3 separate regions of the Homo sapiens genome follow, and all the other regions are linked to region 1. The links are chromatin loops, found by intact Hi-C in ENCODE. Cell type or tissue: GM12878. All regions are shown on one strand.

Region 1 (2,500 bases):
CATGGTATATGATCAAGATTTACCTTTTGTGACATCTTTGCAGGACTACAGACTGAGTGGCCCCAGAAGCGTCCAAAAGTTTTCCCCTGGGAACACAAGGTCTAACAGGCTAAACGAGCAAGCACAGTAGAAAGTTTTTACTGAGGCTTATGAAGCCAAATTCAAACAGGAAACTTCTAAAGCTTTTGAAAATCCATCAGAATTAGTTTGGGCCCCTGAATTAGTTACCTACTGCTGCATAACAAATTATCCTAAAACGTAATGGCTCAAAACGACACATTTCTTTTCTCACAGTTTCTATGCTGCAGGAATCAGGGTCTCTCCCAGGGCTGCAATCAGAATGTTCACCGGGGCTACTGGCTCATCTAAAGGTTTCACAAGGGAAGGATCTGTTTGCAAATTCACTCACGTGGTTGTTGGCCAGATTCCGTTTCTCACAAGCTGTTGGACTAAGGGCCTTGGTTCCCCTGAGGGCGTCAGTTTCTTGCTGGTTGTTGGCCAGAAGCTGTTCTCAGTTCCTGGCCATGTGAACCTCTGCATGGGGTGGTTGACAGCATGGTAGCTGGCTTCCTCAGAACAAGCACGCAAGAGGCATCAGAGACAGTTTGCAATCAAGACAGAAGCCACAGTCTTGGCCAGGCGTGGTAGCTCATGCCTGTAATCCCAGCACTTTGGAAAGCCGAGGTGGGCGGATCACTTGAGGACCAGAGTTTGAGACCAGCCTGGCCAACATGGCAAAACCCTGTCTTCACAAAAAAATACAAAAATGAGCTGGGAGTGGTGGCATGTGCCTATAGTCCCAGCTATTAGGGAGGATGGCTTGAGCCCGGGAGGTTGAGGCTGCAGTGAGCTGTGACCATGCCACTGCACTCCAGACTCAGCGACAGAGCACGACCATGTCTCAAAAAAAAAAAAAAAAAAAAAAAGGTCACGGTGTTTTGTAACCTAATCTCAGATGGGACATCCCATCATTTTTGTCCTATTCTGTTCATTAGAAGCAAGTCACTAGTGTAGCCCACACTCAGGGGATCCAGGTCAGAAGCTGCCTGTCATAGCCTCATGGGAATTCTGTGTTCCGTTCCAGCTGTGTTAACATGGGGCTAGTGGGAGTGGGATAGGGGGAAGGGAAGGGAGGGAATACTCGCTTCCAAAAGAGTCCTGAAAGAGAATTTCTGATGTTGTCAGAGAAAATATTAGTATATCCAGTAGGTGGCACCCATCACTGTGAACAAGGGTCCCCAGCCCCTTGAGAATAGCACCTAACACAACAAACTCTGGTAATAAAGATTTAAGCAGCCAATCAAATATTCTTGTTAATAGGGAATTTTTGCGTATTATGCAATTGTTCTTTAAAAAATTATGATTAATTTCCGTTCTGTTACCATTCTAAGTGATTTAGATGATTTTCAAATTTTCTTGCAGATTTTGACACGTATGGTGGCAAATTATAACGACATGTAAGGTTTTTGCACGCAAGCCAGGATGTTTTACTAAGAGAACAGTCATTCTACACTAAGGGTCCCTTAAGTTAGCATCACAACTGATAAATTCAACATGTGATCATTTGTGCCTAACAAAATATACTTCAAAAAAACGTGGCTGCGCCATTCACAATGTACCAATTCATAACTTTTAAACCTTTCTTCATATGGCTAAAATATCTAGGTTGTTATTAAAGATAATCTAGCAGTGCTTTTCTACCTATTGTATGTGACTTATTCGTGGATCAAAATAACTTGGTGGATTTTGATAAGTAAATTTATATCACAATATTTCTTGGTAAATGGTAAAATGTACATATCCTAAAATATATCATTGTAATCACTTTAAGTGTACAATTCTGTGGCATTATGTATATTTAAAATGTTGTTTAGATCAGATGCGGTGGCTCACGCCTGTAATCCCAGCACTTTGGGAGGCCAAGGCGGGTGGATCACCTGAGGTCAGGAGTTCAAGACCAGCCTGGCCAACATGGTGAAACCCTGTCTCTACAAAAATTAGCCAGGCACAATGGAGGGTGCCTGTAATCCCAGCTACTCAGGAGTCTGAGGTGGGAGAATCGCTTGAACCCTGGAGGCAGAGGTTGCAGTGAGCCGAGATAGCGCCACTGCACTCCAGCCTGGGCAACAGAGTAAGACTTCATCTCAAAAAAAAAAAAAAAAAAAAGTTGTTTAAATATCACCACTATCTATTTCTAGAGCTTTTTCATCATCCCAAGCAAAAACTGTAGCATAGGCAATAGTTTCCCATTCTTTCTCTCCCCAGCCCCTGGTAACCTCTATCCTTCTGCCTCTATGAATTTGCCTATTCCAGATGTTTCATATAAGTGGATAATATATTATTTGTCCTTTTACATCTGGTATGTTTCATTTAACACAACATTTTCAAGGTTCATTCATGTTGTAACATGTATCAGAACTTTAGTTCCTGTTTTCAATTCTTTGGGGTATATACCTCAGATTGGAAGTATTGGATCATATGGTAATTTTTTTTTTTTTTT
Region 2 (2,500 bases), 190 kb after region 1:
TATGACTACATACTGCCTTATGCTATTAAACTTTTCTTATGTCTCCATTTTTTCTTCTTACCGAGTCTGTAAGCTACATGTGGGCAGCATTCTTTGTGCTCCCCCTGCACCGCAAATGTAGCAGATGCTTTATTCACAAGGACTCAGTATCTATTTCTTGAATATCTGAATCCTCATACTATTCAAGTAATCACACAAAAAGTGAGGTTAAAATTAATTGTTGGAGACCAAGGTTAGGTCTCTTAAGTTACTCTTACCTATGTTAATTGTGGCTTGTCTGCTGATAACTTCGTGTGAAAGTGGCGTCAACTTGGTAACATCCTGCAATGAAATATATTTTAAAACACTGCACGTAAAACAAATGAGAACTTTTCCTTTGACTTTACGTTTGCTATCTACATCTTGCCACCATCTGCACAGCTTTCCACTACTTCTAAAGCTCCTTTTCCCTATCAGTAACTTTGTACTCCTATGGCTGGGAAGCTGTTAAGAGCCCTTCATCATTACACAACAGACTACACCTCCACTCAACTATTAGGGGATATCTGGAAGTCAGAGATCCCCCCAATCTTGGGAACATTAGCACTAAAAGTAATGCAGACAGGACACCCCCTTCCCAGACGTTCAGAGGCTGAAACCATGACAATCAACATCAAGACTTTCCAGCCGAACCCTCCAGAAGCTAGAAGTCCCACGACCGTACACGCCTGCGCCCAGATCGTGGACTGGCCTGGGTACAGGCGGCGCGAGCATGGCTTAGGGCGCCCAGTTCCAGGTCTCCCTCCTGACCCAGGCTCCTGACCCATGCTCCCGACACTGACTAGTCCCAATACCACCGGGAGGCTCGGTCACCTCCACTCCTGAGCTCACTCTGCATCCTCCCCAAGCAAAACCTCACCAAGGTGGTGAGATCCTGACGCGAAAGATGCGGCTGCCCTAGAGTCACTCCAGCTTCTCCGCCCGCCATGTTGCCAAAAGAGGAAGGAAATCACCCCGGCTGCCGCCTGATCATCTGCAGGGGTCCTAGTGCGGGGCGGGGAAGCGGAGACGGGAAGGCCGAGTAGGGGCTCAGGATGGCCGGTGCAGCAGCGGCCTCACTGCTTGGACATCTCTCCGCTTGAATCTGCACAGTGCCTGTCGGTAGGCTGAGTGGAAAACACGGTGCGAAGTTGCTGGAGCTATTCGTCGCAGACCTGGTAGATATTTGTGCAGGCAATACTGAGGGCAGCCACCAAACCCCCGCCCCGCCGGCCCGTGCGAGGCGGGTGATGCAACCCGGCGCGCGCGCTGGCCTGGGAGAGACCATTTCCGTTTCCTGTGGAGTTTCCCGAAACCTGGGAATCAGCTAGGGTGTGGGAACAGAGAAGAGGGAGTGTCCTCCCCGCCCTTTTTTTTTTTTTTTTTTGAATACCGATTTCTGTAATTTAATAAAGCGAGATCGGCTCGGGGTCGGCGCCCACCTATGACGGGGCTCTTGGCTGGGAGAAGGCCGCGTGCTGAGCCCCGGCGGGAGGTGGGGCGGGCGCCCCCGCGCGGAAGTTTGGTGAAGGGCTCAGAGGGGCAGGGCTAGCAAAATCAAAGTCCCCAGCTTGTTCCCAGAGAGCGATTTCTAGGGCCCGGGAGGTGGGCCTTGGTGACGTTAGATTGCGTTCCCAGTGAATATAGCTAGGTGTCGTAAGAGCGTCTGAAGTTCGCTGGTTTGTGTGTGTGTGTTTTGTTTTTTTTTTTCTTAAAGAAGCAGATCCAAAAAAACCTCGATTACCGATAAATCGGTATTTTAAAATTTAAAGAATTTTGAGACCTTAACCCACTTTTCGTCGTGTTGAAAAGCAGTTGAGTGATTTGTTTTTCTCCTTGCATTTCTATACAAATTTTATCATAAACAGCTATTTCCTTTTTTGTTTGCAATAAATTTATTTCCATAAAAACTTGTTAGACAGCTATTATGCAAAAGTATAGTAAAGAGAAGTGAAAAGATAATATGAAAGCCACAATGACGAATACTGAGAAGCCAAGCTCACTTTAGAATACTTGTAAGTAGTCATCAAGTTAGCTTATTTAGGAAATAAATATTATGAGGCCGGGCGCGGTGGCTCACGCCTGTAATCCCAGCACTTTGGGAGGCTGAGGCGGGTGGATCACGAGGTCAGGAATTCGAGACCAGCCTGGCCAATATGGTGAAACTCCGTCTCTACTAAAAATACAAAAAAAAAAAAAAATTAGCCGCCCGTGGTGGCGGGCGCCTGTAGTCCCAGCTACTCCGGAGGCTGAGGCAGGAGAATGGCGTGAACCCGGAAGGCGGAGCTTGCCGTGAGCTGAGATCGCGCCAACCGCACTCCAGCCTGGGTGACAGAGCGAGACTCCGTCTCAAAATATATATATATTATAAATGAAAAAAATGAGGGAAATTAGGGAAAATGAGGGGCAATATGAGAAGTGAAGAAAGGAATTCATTAAGGTGATAATTGCTACCTCTCTTTTTTTTCCCCCCGACTTTTAA
Region 3 (2,500 bases), 73 kb after region 1:
TAAATGGGCTGGGCATGGTGGCTAACGCCTGTAATGCCAGCACCGTGGGAGGCCGAGGTGGGTAGATCACCTGAGGTCAGGCGTTCGAGACCAGCCTAGCCAACACGGCGAAACCCCTCCTCTACTAAGATACAAAAAAATTAGCAGGGTATGGTGGCGCATGCCTGTAATCCCAGCTACTCAGGAGGCTGAGGCAGGAGAATCGCTTGAACCCGGGATACGGAGGTTGCAATGAGCCAAGATCATGCCATTGCACTCCAGCCTGGGCCATAGAGCAACACTCCGTCTCAAAAAAAAAAAAAAAAAAAATTAAAGAAAAAAAATTAAAGCAAATGAAAAACAGAAAGTGTACATGCTCTGAAAAAGTTATTACTGCCCCACTCCCGCAAAACCACCTCTGGCTATAGAATACCTTTTCCCCCTTTTAAAAATGATAAACGTAAATTAATCTTCTAAGCATTGGCTGGACGTGGTGGCTCACATCTGTAATCCCAGCACTTTGGGAGGCTGAGACGGGTGGATCACCTGAGGTCAGGAGTTCGAGACCAGCCTGGCCAACATGGCGCAACCCCATTGCTACTAAAAATACAAAAATTAGCCAGGCGTGGTGGTAGGTGCCTGTAATCCCAGCTACTCAGGAGGTTGAGGCAGGGAGAACTACTTGAATCCGGGAGGTGGAGGTTGCAGTGAGCCAAGATTGCGACACTGCACTCCAGCCTGGGCAACAGAGCGAGACTCTGTCTCAAAAAAAAAAAAAAAAATTCTAAGCATTATGAAACACTATGACATTAAAGCAAGCCAATTAAGAAGGCAATAAAGGGGATACATTAAGGTATTTAAGCCCCTCACCGCACAAATTTCCCTACATAAACCCAATCCCATCAGCTCTACGGATTCTCAACTTGCAGAACAACTTTTCTTGGCATTCATCCTCCTTGGCATTTCTATTAAACAATCAACTCCCTAATTTGTGAAGTGCTCTCCTTCCTCTGTTGCTTTAAGTGACTTCTAGTTCTCTTCCCTCTTCTTAACTGCTGGCTGCTCACCCTCCCCTCACCCCTTACTGCGGCTCAGCCCAGGTGTGTGCTCAACCCTCTCCTCTTCTGCTTTCTCTTTATTCCCATGGTTTCAACTACTATTTCCACAACAATGATTCCTACAATCATCCTAACATGTCCAACAGACTGTTGAATATTCTCATCCGGATAAAACCCAGCCTTCTCCTGATATGACCACTATGGCCTTTTTCTTCTTCTCTGCTCACAGTCAGATTGCCAGATCTTGTCAATTCTCAACTTCTCAAGAATCTTTTTTTTTTTTTTTTAATTCCTAGTTAGCATTCCCACTCAGCTTCATATTTCCTGATCCCTGGGGGATGAAAATAGCCTCTGGACTGGCCTTGCTCCTTTCTGCCACTCCCACAACAAATGACTAGAAACCCTAAAACTACACGTAAGGGCTGGTGCCAAGTATTGAGGCATTTCTGCAATCTGTAGGCAAATTAACCCTCCTGAAGCACTGCTTTGATCATACTACTTCCCTGCTCTGAACACTTCAGCAGTTCCTCAATACTCAAAGGCTCTGCAGTATTAACCCAAGCTACCATTAACAGACTGATTTGCTTTCTTCCCATCCTTTTACATCACGTGCATTTCCTAATAGATATTCTGGCCTACATGGGGGTGCCCGCTCATCTCATCTTAAGTGAGCAGTAATTATTCAACAAACTATTGTTTTGCCTGGTCATTTTCCCTTCGGTTTTGTCATTACAAAAATTCAAACATTCTAAACAGAGATGACTATACCTCAACTTTGTAACCCCTCTGGAGTTAGAATACTAACTCCCTTTGACAATCAGAATGAAACTGTTCTCAGAACAGAACCTACTCAGAGGAGTTCTCAGATATGATAAACGAAGGGTGGAAGAAGGTACGTGATAATGTAACTGGCGGTGTCCATGCCTTTGTAGTACAAACCAAGCCCAGAGATCAGTTGAACCTAAAGACAAATAAGTAGGATGGTTCAGAGAACCAAGAATCTCAGAATTTGGGTGAACAAGTACTAACATTTAGTCTTACTATCAAACGCCCTCAAGGTATTTCTGGGACTCTACTAACACCTCAAACTCAGTAAGATATTCCCTTCCCAGTTACGAGAATCATGATCCTGAAAATAATTCACAGTGGAAAAACATAGTTTTTGGGAACAGACTGTGAGGACAGAAAGTAAAAAAAAAAAAAAAAAAAGAAAGAAAGAAAAGAAAAACATATAGTTTTGAGGGAAATAATGGGCTAGGAGAACCCAGGAAATTCACAAAAATGTCCTTCCATTCTTTAAAGCAATATCATCCTAGAAGAAGGTAATTATAAATAAAATATATAATAAAGCAATAAAAGTTAACAGGTATAGCAATGGCATTTTATCTATCTTAAATTAGGGATCACAGATATAATTTATTTGTTTTATATATTTTGATGCTTAGATACTTCTGTGATCTCCC

What was found. Hi-C counts contacts between places; a loop is a spot of excess contacts. Peaks named below come from ENCODE experiments on the same cell type or tissue, not always from the same donor. Only the 100,000 strongest peaks of a DNase experiment are listed, where the experiment ranks them.
Region 2: it touches region 1 in a loop (7-fold over the local background); 3 of 110 quality-filtered maps call a loop at or near these places.
Region 3: it touches region 1 in a loop (2.2-fold over the local background); 17 of 110 quality-filtered maps call a loop at or near these places.

What each region holds. Positions count from the first base shown.
Region 1 is chrX:24,240,960-24,243,459 of GRCh38, reverse strand. No RefSeq gene overlaps it. Among named protein-coding and RNA genes, the nearest start is that of SUPT20HL2, 72 kb to the left of the region's middle. RefSeq lists an enhancer at 650-729. In GM12878, a CTCF peak has its summit at 1,209 (motif pointing right); a DNase peak (open chromatin) is centred at 439; H3K4me3 peaks cover 380 bases; H3K27ac peaks cover 1,484 bases.
Region 2 is chrX:24,053,436-24,055,935 of GRCh38, reverse strand. EIF2S3 (eukaryotic translation initiation factor 2 subunit gamma) reads right to left here and starts at 980. Exons shown (of 12, transcript NM_001415.4): 1 at 899-980; 2 at 258-321. The coding sequence starts at 967. RefSeq lists enhancers at 722-791, 812-1,361 and a silencer at 1,422-1,631. In GM12878, a CTCF peak has its summit at 1,540; DNase peaks (open chromatin) are centred at 1,195, 1,625 and 1,965; H3K4me3 peaks cover 413 bases; H3K27ac peaks cover 2,355 bases.
Region 3 is chrX:24,168,418-24,170,917 of GRCh38, reverse strand. All of the region lies in intron 3 of ZFX (zinc finger protein X-linked), which reads right to left. Among named protein-coding and RNA genes, the nearest start is that of ZFX, 20 kb to the right of the region's middle. In GM12878, no CTCF peak of the experiment used is centred here; DNase peaks (open chromatin) are centred at 1,537 and 1,867; H3K4me3 peaks cover 1,191 bases; H3K27ac peaks cover 1,518 bases.